Regions from separate parts of the Homo sapiens genome. Here region 1 is linked to region 2. A link is a contact called in ENCODE POLR2A ChIA-PET data. All regions are on one chromosome and are shown on one strand. The core of a region is the stretch at or near the end of the contact, and the rest is flanking DNA. Distances in the headings are between cores, read along the strand shown. Region 1 holds the start of RIN2 (Ras and Rab interactor 2). Region 2 holds the start of DTD1-AS1 (DTD1 antisense RNA 1).

Region 1 (6,802 bases), core at 4,296-6,795, 1.1 Mb before region 2:
TAACCATTCCTACATCAAACTGAATCAGGGGCTCTCAATCATGGAGCATCATTCAACGTTAGTAATGGAGGTTCTTACAACCAAAGCTTTTTGACCAGAATAAGACATCTCACACAGGCTGGAATACCCACAGCGTTAAAAAATTCAATTTTATTTTCTTAGACTCTTTCACAAAATGACTGTGTTTAAACTTTCACCTAACTATTAGTGAGTTTAAAAACAGTTTCTGCTACAAAAAACAGTGTCATTTAATCATTCATTCATTCATTCACTCATTCATTATGTGATTATGCTATTGAGTGGTTTTGCTAGCGGCTGTATTCACTTGTGTGGTTCTATTCACACTTTCAGCTGACATTCCACACTTCTCTGTGCTGATATACATATATATCTTATTTATTTATTTATTTATTTAGAGACAGAGTCTTGCTCTGTCACCCAGGCTGGAGTGCAATGGAGTGATCCTGGCTCACTGCAACCTCTGCCTCCCGGGTTCAGGGGATTCTCCTGCCTTAGCCTCTGAAGTAGCGAGGACTACAGGGGCCTGCCACCAGGCCCAGCTAATTTTTTTGGTATTTTTAGTAGAGACAGGGTTTCACCATGTTGGTCAGGCTGGCCTTGAACTCCTAACCTCAAGTGATCTGCCCACCTCAGCCTCCCATAGTGCTAGGATTACAGGCATGAGCCACTGCACCTGGCCAGGACTTTTAAACTCAACAGGTTAAAAATCACATTTAGGCCTGTGCATGGTGGCACACGCCTGTAATTGCTGCATTTTGGGAGGCCAAGGTGGGTGGATTACCCGAGGTCAGGAGTTCGAGACCAGCCTGGCCAACATCATGAAACCCCATCTCTACTAAAAATACAAAAAATTAGCCAGGTGTGGTGGCGGGCACCTGTAATCCCAGCTATTCAGGAGGCTGAGGCAGGAGAATCGCTTGACTCCGGGAGGTGGAGGTTGTAGTGAGCCGAGATCGCACCACTGCACTCCAGCCTGGGCAACAAGAGCGAAACTCTATCTCTAAATAAATAAATAAATAAATAAAATAAATCACATTCAGTGTTTCTTCCCTACCTTCTCCCTTGTTCGCACAGCACGATGACATGTGCATGCTCACACACACACTTGAACTCCACGGCTTGGCTAATGACCCATCAGCCTTCTAGTCATCTTCTTCAACTCCCCTTGTCACTCCCCATCCCGCCCCATCTGATAGGTCCATTTTTCTCAAAACACTCCTTCCCTTGACTTCTGTGACACCACCCTGTTTAATACATATCTCTAAATGAGAATTGTTACTTTTTGTGCTTTCGAAAAATCTACGAAACAAATCTTGAGATATATTTGCTCAGCATTGGAGACCTAGAAATGTCTGCAGATGAATGTTAAATTTGCACAGCTGTGCCTCTTTGATCACTTTCCGAAGGCTCCTCCACTAGCCCACAATTCTCCTTTGAGTCCCTGAAATTCTAACTCCAACTTCCTCACTTTGTCTCCTTAATTGCAATAAAGCCTCAATAGCTGAGGTTACTGGTCTGTGGAAGGTGCTCTAACAGTAGATTGAAGGCAAACTCTGATTTAAAAATACCTGATTTCAAACAATGGTTGCTTGTGAACGGGGGCTGCAGCTCCTATGAGGAGGGATTGCTGTTAGCAGGCTTCTGTTCCAGGTCTGAGACACCCAGAGAGTGACATTTACTTACTTTTCATAAGCAAATGTCCACACACACTTAGACACCCTAGAGAATTCACTTGGCCAGCACCCAAGGAGAGAGGAATGAGAGAACAGAAAATTCACTGAGCAGGTGTACTTTCTCACTCAATGGATGTAACTAGCCAAGATGAAATAGTGATCTCAGGACAAGAACCCTGAAGTTGCCACCCCATCTACAGAGCTGCGTTTGAGGGGATTCTCAGAGTTGGAAAGGCTGGTTGAAATCTGAAGGCTTCTGGGCAGCAAAAAGGCAGTGCTCTCCAGAGGCTGGGGTTCCCTCAGATCATATCTGATCAAACCCAAAGAACCTATTCATATTAATCGGATGCATGGAAGCTACTTGAGTTAATTGGATACACAGATCAACAATCCACTCTAAATTGACAAGGGTGGATTATTATGCTTTTCTAGTGTCCAGAATATACATTTTTACTATCCAAAATACCACATATTAGATGGAATCAACATTCCTTGGAAGTTGGCCTAGACATTATAAGATTTTGGGAGAACTAAACAATTCCCTAGGTGAATTCCTTGGAACACTGGATCCAGAAGATACTTCATGAGAAAGAGTGTTCTGTGGCCAAATAAAGTTGGCAAGCATCCCATACTATGGTGTCATTCTAAAGAGTCCCAATGTATGGTATAACAATAAAGACTCCTTAAAGTCCTGCCATAAAAAAACAGACAACATTAGCATTTCCCTAACATATTTTATCACTGTAACTCATTAGTGATTGTTTAGCAAAACTGCATCCTAAAACACAACTCGGTGAATCCTGCTCTGTACATACACTGCATGGAGTGTGCCTCTGGGCAGGTTCGCCTTTAGCAAGTCCACTGTGCTGCGGCAGAATGACAGACTAATTTTAGGCTTTCATTTCCTCACCTACAAAATGCAATGAATACTACTGTTGTGAGAAACGACTGAGATACTATTTGTAAATCCATTTTATAATGTGCTACAAAAATGTTACCTGCTTTCTTCAGAGGCATTACAGTCCTGAGGGTATACTTCTTGCTGTGCAACTTCTCAAAATGCCTTGACAAAGGGACACTTTTGTTCATTCATTCATTCAACACCCCCTCCTTGAGTGGTAGGTCTTAAGGGCTATGGCCTGGTTTTGGACCCTGGGAAGCTTACAGACAGTGGGCAAGTGAGGTCCACTGTATTGCTTTAAGAGATACATACACATACACACACACAAGGAATTCTGGTGGCAGTGAGGGGGTGTCTTACTGGGGAAAGGAGGACAGGGTCGGGGAAATCTTTCTTGCTGAAACTATTAGGATTCTTGAAGGTTCATTAGGTAGGTTGGATATACAAGGGGAATTGGGCACAAGGTCAAAGCACTATAATACAGAGAGTATGTGAAGAATGGGCCTCCCATTAATGGGTCACACGAGCATGGACCTCTCAGGGTAGCATACCCTGTGTTTCATCTGTGATACCTGATTCATCTGTGTCCTCCAAGCAGAGGAAGAGGGTTTAGCTAAGCAAGGAGGTTCTTTCTGGAAAGTGGAAGTCCTGAAGTGGGTAGTGACCCTTGACTTTGGATAAGGTGTATGGCAGGACACCTTGGGTGGGGATAAGAGTGCTGCTGCGAAGTTATCTTTAAATAAGCACACGCCATAGCCATCCTGGGAGTCAAGCTCCCTCCCACCTGCCCTACACTAGAGGTCAAGTGTGGGCTATTTCAGTTTCCTCCTCTGCTCTGATGAACTGTCTGCAGGAGAATGTTTCCAGACAAAGGTCTTGATAGCAGGTTGGTTTTCCCCGTGTCTCCAGCCTCCAACTACTGAGAGCAAGTCTCCAAACCCAAAAGCTCCTGTCAACAGCCTTCTTCCCAAGTTCCAAAAGCAAGGGCCCTTCACTGTCCCGGGACCCTACCCATCCCTAGCCTGTGATGCTCTCTCTGGAGGTGCCAAAGCACGGGAGTGCATGAGTATTCCAGAGGCAATATTGGAACCTGAGGCAAAAAGGAAAATTAGCACCTCTATATCCACTTATGACAATATCCTCCTACATTTGAATTAGGTAAAAAGTTAATAAAAGCTCTGCATTCAGTGAACGTGACTACATCTGAAGCCAGAGTTGCTCAATCTGTTGCATGCCACTGTCAACTCTCAAACCACCAGGCAAGGGAACAAACAAATGGGGAGGTGGGGGAGGGAGACTGGATATGACTGTTCCCATTGAACAATGAAGCAGGGTTCTTTTTTTTTAGACAGAGTTTCACTCTGTCACCCAGGCTGAGTGGAGTGGCACAATGTCGGCTTACTGCAACCTCTGCCCCCAGGTTCAAGTGATTCTCCCACCTCAGCCTCCCGAGTAGCTGGGACCACAGGCACATGCCTTCAGGCCCAGCTAATTTTTGTATTTTTAGTAGAGATGGGGTTTCACCCTGTTGGCCAGGCTGGTCTTGAACTCCTGACCTCAAGTGATCTGCCTGCCTTGGCCTCCCTAAGTGCTGGGATTACAGGCATAAGCCACTGCACCCGGCCTATGAAGCAGGGTTCTAACAACACCCACCTGTATTTAAAATGTTGATTTTTGCTTATCATGAATTTTTTACATTCAATTTGGTTTTGTTAAAAAGATTGTATTAAAATACTATTTATCTTAATGATGGAGTGCTGCCCTGTGTGTTTCTTTTTTCCCAGTAAGCCCTTTGCACTCCCAGCAAGTGTTTCTTTTTGCTTCAGTATTTACAGTCCTTTTGGTCGAAGAGTACTCTGATGTTTCCTTACCGATGACAGCGTGTTCCTAAGAAACCCCAATGTGCCCAAAACCGCGCAAGGAAGTGCCGCTACACTGCGGAATTAGGAAAGCCCCAGGGATTTAAGAGCTCTGAGAAGACAGGCGCCTCTCAGGGCCCAGGGGACCGATCTTGCCCTGTATTTCTTGGCAACATATCATAGGCTTTCAAGCTGAACTTCTGCAAATCCTGCTGTCCCCGCGCGGTCGAGGGGCGCGCCACCGCCGGTGGGTGGACGCCGAGCTGGTGGGAGCCCAGGCCAAGGGTGGAGGCCAAGCCCAGAAGGGGGCGGGGAGGCCTCAAAGTGGGAAAGTGGCCCCGTCCCTTCCCGGCAGGAATCCGGGGCTCCTCCTCCGCCCGCTGCGCAGCCATCAATCACCGCGACAGCCCAAGTGCCCCCTGCCCGGACACAACAACCCTCCTGCTTTTCCACCCGGGGGAGGAAATCTCCGGTCGGAGCATCTGCCCTGCACACTGGCTGGACTCACCAGTGGGGTCCGCGCTGGGGATCAAAGCTGTGCGACACCGGGTCTGACCCGCGCGCTCAGGCGCAGGGAGCACTTGACACCCCACAGGCAGCCCTGCAGGTAGAACTCCTCAAAGGTCCCTACCAAACTCCGTCCGGTGCACACGCACGCACACCCGCACCTCCGCACCTCGAGCCATAGTGCCTGCACCCTCCAGCTGTCCCTCACCCCAGCCCCGCACAGGTCAGCTGAGGACACCCGGTGACCCTGCCGGGACCAGCGGCCACCTCGCGCTCCGGAATGTCACTCTGCCCCTTGTCCCCACTCCCTGATCCCCCTTCCCCCTTCCGTTCCCCACGATCCCCGAGGACGCGCTCTGGCTGTCTTCCTCAAGTCCCCTCCGGAGTAGGGAGAGAGTGCGCACAGCAGCACCCACGTCTGGAACCCCAGAGAGCCCCGCCCGTGCCCGGAGCCTCTCCGGGCTCTCTAGGTGCGGGCACAGGGGGTGGGGTCTCCGCTGCCACCGCCCCTTACCTCTCGCGGGCCCTCCCCGCAGGTCCCGGAGGCGGGGGCGACCGGTGGCCCCAAAGACGAGCGCGGGGCTGGGTTTCCCCGCCCGGGAGGAGCAAGAGGAGGAGGAGGAAGAGGAGGAAGGGGGAGAAAGGAGGGGAGGGGAGGGGAGAGGAGAGGAAAGAGGAGGAGGGGAGGGAAGGGCTTTGTGTTTGCCTCGGGCCGTCCCTCGGCAGTAGGGAGCCATCCCCCTCCCCCAGCCACCTTCCTGAGCTCGCAGAGGAGATGGGGCGGGGGTGATCGGATCGGAGGCAGCGACCAAGGCGCCTGCGCGACCCCAGGTCCGGCCCATCCCTCCATTCCCTGTAACCGCCAGCCTCCGCCCCTCTTGACAACCACCCGCTACGCTTACCCTGTTACAAGGAACCCAGGCTGCAACCAGGAAAAACTGCCATCAGAAAGTTTATCTAAGCCGGAGCAAACTTGGCTGGACCGGCCCCTGACCCGCCTTGGCGCTGCCGCCCCTGTCTTCTGCGGTCCCCGGCCAGGCGAGGACCAGAGTTTTGTTCTCGGAGATTCTTGCCTTTCTTGTTTTAGCACAAACGCGCACGCACCCCTTTCCCATAACGAGCCCCTCCGCCCAACTACAGATCCCGGGATCTGTTGCAGGGGCTGGAAAGGCCCCACTCGAGAGGCCTGAGCTGGCTGCGGCTCTTGGTTCCGGGGCAGGTTCTCCAGGGTTGGATACGCTCTGGACGCCTGGGCGGGTTGTTTTGCTTCGGCCTCGCTGGCCAGGGGCCCGCCCACCCCGCCTGGAACGCGGTTTGGATCGGCGCTGGGAGCCCTCCGTAACCCCAGCTGAAGGCCGCGCAGGCAGGCGGGGACGCCGGAGCTGCGGGGCCGGTTCCCAGCCAGCATCCAGCCTTTTCGGAATCAGGCGGGTCCCTGGTGATTCGCTGGGTTTTCCCACTTCCCACGGGGACCTCACCTTTGGGAATTAATTGCTGACAGTGTTAGAGTTACAAAGTAGCCAGTGTCACGGAGGGAACCTCAAAGAGACAAAGGGACACCTCGAAGGTGTCAGAGAGACGGTTGTTTTGGACAGAAACAGAACAGCGAAGCGGAAAGAAAACAGACCTTATTTCTGTTCTGTTCCACTTCAGATAGTAGCAGAGGAGACTTGGATTTCATTGGTGTTGGTTTTCGTGATTCCTGCCTTCTAAAATCCCAAGACTTATTTATCATTTATCATCAGCTCAGATCCCAGGAAAACAGTCCACTGCACTTCGGTTTCTGCTCCAAGTCACCCATTAAATAAATAATTGAACACCTGCTGGTGCCAGGCGCAGTT
Region 2 (7,025 bases), core at 3,420-5,919:
AAAGGATGAAAATGGGACACATCTTCATGAAGTTTGAGGACACCAAGATCAAGACAGGTCTCCACACGACCCAGAAGGAAAAAAGAAAAGCTCCCATCCAAGGGTGAGAATATGGTCAGTAAATAGTCCTCATAGAAACACCAGAAGCAGAACCATGGCCTTCAGAATTCTGAAGCAAAGAATTTTGAACCTAGAATTCTACATCCATATAAACTAACAGTCAAGTGTAAGGACTATAGGGACATTTTCAGATTTATTTTTTAAAAGGCAGAAGATTTACATTCTGAACATTCTTCTAGGGAAAAAAATTATTGAAAATAGACTTCAGCACAAATAAAAAAGAAACCCAAGAAAGATGAAGACGGGGGTGGGAGGATCCACAAAGCTGACCCACCCAGCAGGACAGTGAAAGGAAGCTATGGACTCCTGCTGGATGGCAGCAGCCCAGAGGGCAGGTCCAGGCAGCGGCCCAGTCAGAGGCCCCAGGAGAAATGGGTCTCATAAAACAGGACGCATGACTGACAGGGAGGGAAACCTTAGGAATATGGCAAAGGCACATCTGCTAAGAAAAACATTAGTTTGCCAATTCTTTTAAAATTTTTGTAGACAGTTCCTTTTTTTTTTTTTTTTTTGCCTCATTCCAGATGTGATTTCTACTCCAACAGAACTAGTGATACCTTTGTGACCAGATTCCTATCCTATATGGCAGGCATGTTCTCTTCAGTATCCCTGCCTCAGGTGCTGACACAGAGACATCAAAGACCAACCTGCTCCTGGTCACTGTGTTGGCAGCCACAACACCTGATATTACTGAGGAGTTAAATCTGATCTGCAGTAGATCAATGTCTCTGCGGTCTCTAGTATGTACTCCAGCCTGGCTTTTCTAGCCTGCATCTAATCTAGATCTTTATTCTATAGCCCTTGCTAAATTAGCCAACTTCCCCAGTTAATTCTGGACTCAACAACTGCCCAGTCTGGGAAATGAGAAAAGGGGAAATTTAAAACAAGGATAAAGCCAAATAGCACCCAACTGAAGGGTTCAATTGTCAAGAAAATTAAAATTAAGGAAGAAGAGTTTATTACAGAGATGGAGGGAAGGGGGCGGGAGTACCATACACAGTTGTGGATTACTCAGGGATGTTGGAATGGAAACCAAAATCTTTCTTGGTTTGAAAAGATTATCAGTCCTTCCCTCTGTCTTGGCCTGAGGGACCAATAAAAGGATCTTCCCTTTCATCTTTGACCATTTTGAAGGATGTACAAATAGACGCTTTGTCTAAAATGGAAGTGAATAAGAGACTCTCTAAATATTTATTATGCAACAGATTAAAATGATTGTAGACAAATTTCTCCTGTCAACAATGATTAGGTTACATAGCAAGATTTTACAATGGACCTCAGGCATCGCACTGTATATTAGCTCTAAGCAAAATGAAAAACTCTAAATTATACTTTAAATCAACCAAGAACGTATTCTGTTCCTATTCAGAATCATCAGCTTACTTCATGCATTTTATCTGACAGAAGGACAAATCGGCAATTCGAGAGACTTAAAGAATTATTAGGTGATTCTTTAAAAGGAGAAGCCAAAGCAAGCACACAGAACATTCATGTGTCAGTTAGTATTTACTGAAAGCCTACTGCATCCCAGGCACTGGGGCAAGTCCAGTGCTCATTTCTAAGTGATGACCTGTGTGTCAGGCCTATGTCCCACGTGGTCCCATCCTACTGCTCTCCCCGACACTGAAAGGCCAGACAGACTCCCTGGGTGCATTCAGCTCACATAGTGCAATAGAACCAAGGGCTCTGGGATGTCCCTTGTCCTCCACACCACCCGCATTCTGTTGCTCCTACCTGCCCACAAGATTGCACAGGAGGAAGAAAAGGCATAATGCAAAAATTCTATTGTTGAGAAGACCTAACAAGTTCAAAACATATGGCCAGGGTCTGGCAAAGGACGTAATGAATCATTAGGAACTACCCTACTTAAAGAAGACCATTTCTATTATTTCTAAAAGACATTTGCTATATGCCCCCCTTATTGGGGTGCTTGTTAGTACATCTCTTTCATCAGGAGTTCATTAAACCAAGTCCGTTAGGTAACATGTTTTCTCTCCAGCTGTAAAACTGCCCTCCAGCTACCTGTGTCTCTGTGGCCCAGAGTGCCCACCCACAGACAATGCTAGGTTCTTGTGCAAAGCACCAGGCAGGGGTACCAAATCTCTGGCCTGAATGTGTGGGAACAGAACCCTGCCAATGCCCCCATAAACAACAACTCTCTGGGGCTCACCATCCCTAATGAGAGAATCCAGCACCCTGTCATTTTGTAATAAATGAAAAATCAGTTAACATGTGCTTTAGTATGTACTGACCATTGTGAAAAATATTCCAAAAACACTATGGGAAAACAGCAGTAGCTTTTTCACCTCACAGAGTCAGGCGCTACTCTGATGCCACCTCTCATCTGTAGTCCTTTGTACATAAAGTAATTTTACAGCCAGTCTCCACGCAACCCTGTCCTGTGAAAAGCCTTCCTTCCTCCCAAGGTCCCCCTTCCTCTGAGCCTTTGCTACACCCTCAAGTTCCAGGAACCTTAGTCCAAGTCTTCACTTCCCCAGACACCCTCCAATCGAATCTCAGTCCACTGAAGCCCTGACTGCCACCTCCACCATGCCACTGACGCCACGTCAAAAGGGTCACTGTGGGTGTGGAAGGTGTGGAATAAACAAGTACATATTGAGTACCATGTACACCACTCGGGTGACGGGTACACTAAGATCTCAGAATTCACCACTATGTAATTCATCCACATAACAAAAAAAATCCCACTTGTATCCCAAAAGCTATTGAAATTTTAAAAATCAAAAATTAAAAAAAAAAAAAGGTCACCACTATTTGCACAGGAAATTTTTCAGGAGGATATACAATGAGGAGAATTTTATTTTTTAATAATCTTCCGTCTTTGAATTTTCTAACCAAGTGGATGTTCTTTTGATTTTTAAAAACATCAACAGAGGCTACTGAAGACAGTCAAATGATGAGCCACTAAAAAGAACCTGTGTTTTAAGAAGTCCATTTAAGAAATGTTCTCTTGAGAAACAAACAAATAGTAACTTTCCAGCAGAGAAACCTGACTGATACCATCTTGACCAAGTGAGTGATCAAGGTCAGCATCAGTAGTCATGAGACACATCAATACCATGTGCCCTGACATGGCACACCAAGGACATCAAATTCCCAAACTAAGGGACATTCTAAAAAATAACTGGCCTGTGTCTTCAGAAGTATCAAGATCGTAAGACTGGAGGAGGCTGAGACACACCTAAATGAACATGGGATTCTAGATTGGATTCTGGACCCAGTGGGACAATGGCAATATTCAAATAAGGCCTGCAGATTCATTATTAGTTAATGCTATGTTACCAACAGTAACTTGCTGGTTTTGATCACTACTACAGATATGTGAGATCATTAACATTAACACTTCGGGAAGCTGGGTAAAAGGAATATGAGAACTCTTCTGGTCTATTTTTGCAACTTCATTAAGTCTGGAATTATTTCAAAGTAAGTTTAAGATACATATGTGTACACACACGTACACACACACAAACACACACATGATCACTCTTGACTGTGTGGCCAGCAAGCCCAATGGTACTTTCCAAATGCTCACCTCCTCAGCCTCTTACAGTGAGACAGCATGGAGCTGCCCTTCTAGAAAGTCTCTCCCACTAGGCTTCCAAACTGAGGTACTTCCCTGGCTCCTCTTCCACTTTATAGCCATCCCCACACAAGCTGGGCTCCATCCTCCCTGATGACCACCTCTAACAGATGACTTGCCTCAACGCGGGAGATCTGACAGAAACTTGAAGGCCGGACCTCCCCATGACTGTCCTGCTGGCATCACGCGAAAACCCCAAAGCTGCCCCTGCCCATGTCCCTGTTAGCCTGTTCAAGGCTTGCTGTCACCTCAGGGTCCTTCTCCACATCTCCCACTTCTCTGGCCTTCTCTGTTCCTACTGCTGACCCATTTCCAGGCCTCTATTTGCTCCACCCAAGCCTCCTGCACAGAGACTCAAGGTGACAGATGGGGAAAAGAACACCGCTGCCTCAGGTGGGAAAACCTGGGTTGGAGGCTTCATTCTGCCATGGCCTACCTGTGGTTTTGGAGAAAGCTTTTAGAGACTAAAGCTTTTTCACATGTAAAACAGGCTATTAAATAAGAGCCCCTAAGGCAGGCTCTCTTGACCTAATAGCCTTCCTCTCCTGCTGCAACTCCACTCCAGAGTGTGAAAATGCCACAAATCCACTTTCCCAAACTCCCTGGTGACCTGCTGGACAGTAACCCAGCTCTGCCCAGAGGACATAGGAAACACCAACCCTCTGGCCTGCCTTGGACACAGACGTGGAGGGTGTAAGGGCACTGCTGTGGCAGCCATTTTGTAACCAAGAGGAGATGAGGTAGAGGACAGAGAGGAAAACAGAACCCCAGCACCTGGGAGCTGCCAAAGTAACCAGCCCTGGAGTCCCTGGGCTCGGGCCTCGGAACTCATGAAAGAAAATCAAATGTTCCTATTGTTTAAGGAACTTTTAACTGAGAATTCTATTTGACTGTGACTTTCAGCCATGGCAGGGCTCAGTCACCAACTATTCATAAGAGGGTAAGGAGACAGATGCAGGCAGGGAGCGGGAGGAGGGAATGGGAATGAGCTGAGCAGCAGCATCACAGCTGGAGGGCTGGACATGGATGACCAGCTCCTCACTTCCAGGTGTTTCCACATCAAGCATCCTGCAGACAGCTAACAAGTTCATTCTACAAAGTACAGTTCTCACCACTTTATCCTTCCTCTGCTCGGAAACAGTCAATGGTTTCCCACTGTCCACAGGGGATGCTTAACGCATGTGGGTTATGCAGCTAGAAAGACAAGGTAAGGACTTTGGATGTAAATGTAGAGGTTAAAAAAATAAATCACTGAATATGTATAGATGAAATAACACTGAGATTTGCTTCAAAGTAATAGAAGATGTTAAAGGGTTGACAAAATCAGAGCTGCCATCCTGGGTGTCCACTGATGCTGGACACATAGGGGTTCGACAGACTCTATTGCCCAGTGTACATGTGTTTAATATTTTCTGTGATAAAAATTTAAGATCATTTCAAGTTAATAATACAGAACTGAACTATGTAATTATTGTTAAAAACATATACATCAGCAGATCCTAGAAAAGCTTATCAGAATAGTAAAAATGTGTGATTTGCTAAAGTTTTACTGATTTGCTCATACAAAGGTGTTCATACCCATTTCTTGGAATTTCTCTTCAGTCAAAGAAAAGTATTATCAGAATAAAGATGATCACTTGCATACTACTTATAATTGTGAAAAATTAATCTAGATGTCCAAGAGTAAAGTTATGGTAGACTGATTTAATAAATAGCATGCAAACATAAAAATTATATGAGTTGAGAGATTGAGACCATCCTGGCTAACGCAGTGAAACCCCGTCTCTACTAAAAATACAAAAAATTAGCCAGGCGCGGTGACAGGCGCCTGTAGTCCCAGCTACTCGAGAGGCTGAGGCAGGAGAATGGCGTGAACCTAAGAGGCGGAGCTTGCAGTGAGCCGAGATAGCGCCACTGCACTCCGGCCTGGGCGAAAGAGCGAGACTCTGTCTCAAAAACAAACAAACAAAAAATATGTGAGTTGAATATCCACACTCCAAAAATCTGAAATCCAAAATCTTCCAAAACCCAAAATTTTTTGAGAACAGACACGATCCTGAAAGGTTGTACTCAAAGTGAATTTCACTGGAGAATTTTGGATTTTGAATGTTTCTATTAGGGATGCTCAACCAATAAGTATAATGCAAATATTCCAAAATCTTAAAAAATCCAAAACACTTCTGATCCCAAGCATTTTGTTTAAGGAATACTCTACCACTATATAAAATTTAGTCACCCTCACTGAAAATGGTAAAGCTTTAAGTGAAAAAGTTCATGACAATTACATCAATAAGAAGGACATGTGAATATCTGCAAAACACTATGAAGAAATAAGGAATCAAAATAGTTGTATTAAGCACATTGGTTTTCTTATTGTATTCAATGTTTTTGTAATGTTGCTTTAAATAATTTTTTTTGTTTTTTGAGACAGAGTCTCACTCTGTCGCCCAGACTGGAGTGCAGTGGCGGGATCTCCACTCACTGCAAGCTCCGCCTCCCAGGTTCTCGCCATTCTCCTGCCACAGCCTCCCGAATAGCTGGGACTACAGGCACCCACCACCACGCCTGGACAATTTTTTTGTATTTTTAGTAGAGGCGGGGTTTCACCGTGTTAGCAGGATGGTCGTGATCTCCTGACCTTGTGATCTGCCCGCCTCTGCCACCCAAAGTCCTGGGATTACAGGCATGAGCCACTGCACCTGGCTGCTTTAAATAACTTTTAAGAGATTTACCCAATCTTGAGTACAAGATTTTTCTCCAGTTTCTCAGATTTTAAATGGAAGCAGTAAAAACTACAGTTCAGGCCAGGGGCAGTGGCTCACGCCTGTAATCCCAGCACTTTGGGAGGCCGAGGTGGGCGTATCACCTGAGGTCGGGAGTTCAAGACCAGCCTGACCAACATGGAGAAACCCCATCTCTACTAAAACTACAAGATTAGCTGGGTGTGGTGGTGCATGCCTGTAATCCCAGCTACTTGGGAGGCTGAGGAAGGAGAATCACTTGAACCCGGGAGGCGGAGGTTGCAATGAGCCGAGATCGTGCCATTGCATTCCAGCCTGGGCAACAAGAGAAAAACTTTGTCTCAAAAACAAAAACAAACAAACAAAAACTACAGTTCACCTGTGAGCATAGTGACCTTTTCTAGACTCTGCTGACTCAGTGTGTCAGTCACGCCCATGAATTTCCTCCCTAATCTGAGCATCCATCATGACCGCAGGACCCCCAGTCTAGGAGGGCACCTGACCTGAAGGGCTGGGGTAACCAAACCACCTGAGACCGAGAAAGACGTGGAAACTACAGATGT

Evidence for each region. ChIA-PET counts read pairs that join two places held with the same protein, here RNA polymerase II (POLR2A).
Region 1: POLR2A ChIA-PET joins it to region 2 with 18 read pairs in Panc1. The contact joins the promoter of RIN2 here to the promoter of DTD1-AS1 in region 2. POLR2A ChIA-PET finds 5 or more read pairs at or near these places in 2 of 52 experiments (IMR-90 and Panc1).

The regions. Positions count from the first base shown.
Region 1 is chr20:19,757,001-19,763,802 of GRCh38, reverse strand. It overlaps RIN2 (Ras and Rab interactor 2), which reads right to left and starts at 5,545. Exons shown (of 13, transcript NM_018993.4): 1 at 5,476-5,545. RefSeq lists an enhancer at 4,582-5,156.
Region 2 is chr20:18,696,352-18,703,376 of GRCh38, reverse strand. It overlaps DTD1-AS1 (DTD1 antisense RNA 1), which reads left to right and starts at 4,669. Exons shown (of 4, transcript NR_109955.1): 1 at 4,669-4,928. The region is part of intron 4 of DTD1 (D-aminoacyl-tRNA deacylase 1); the gene reads right to left. RefSeq lists a silencer at 3,585-3,732.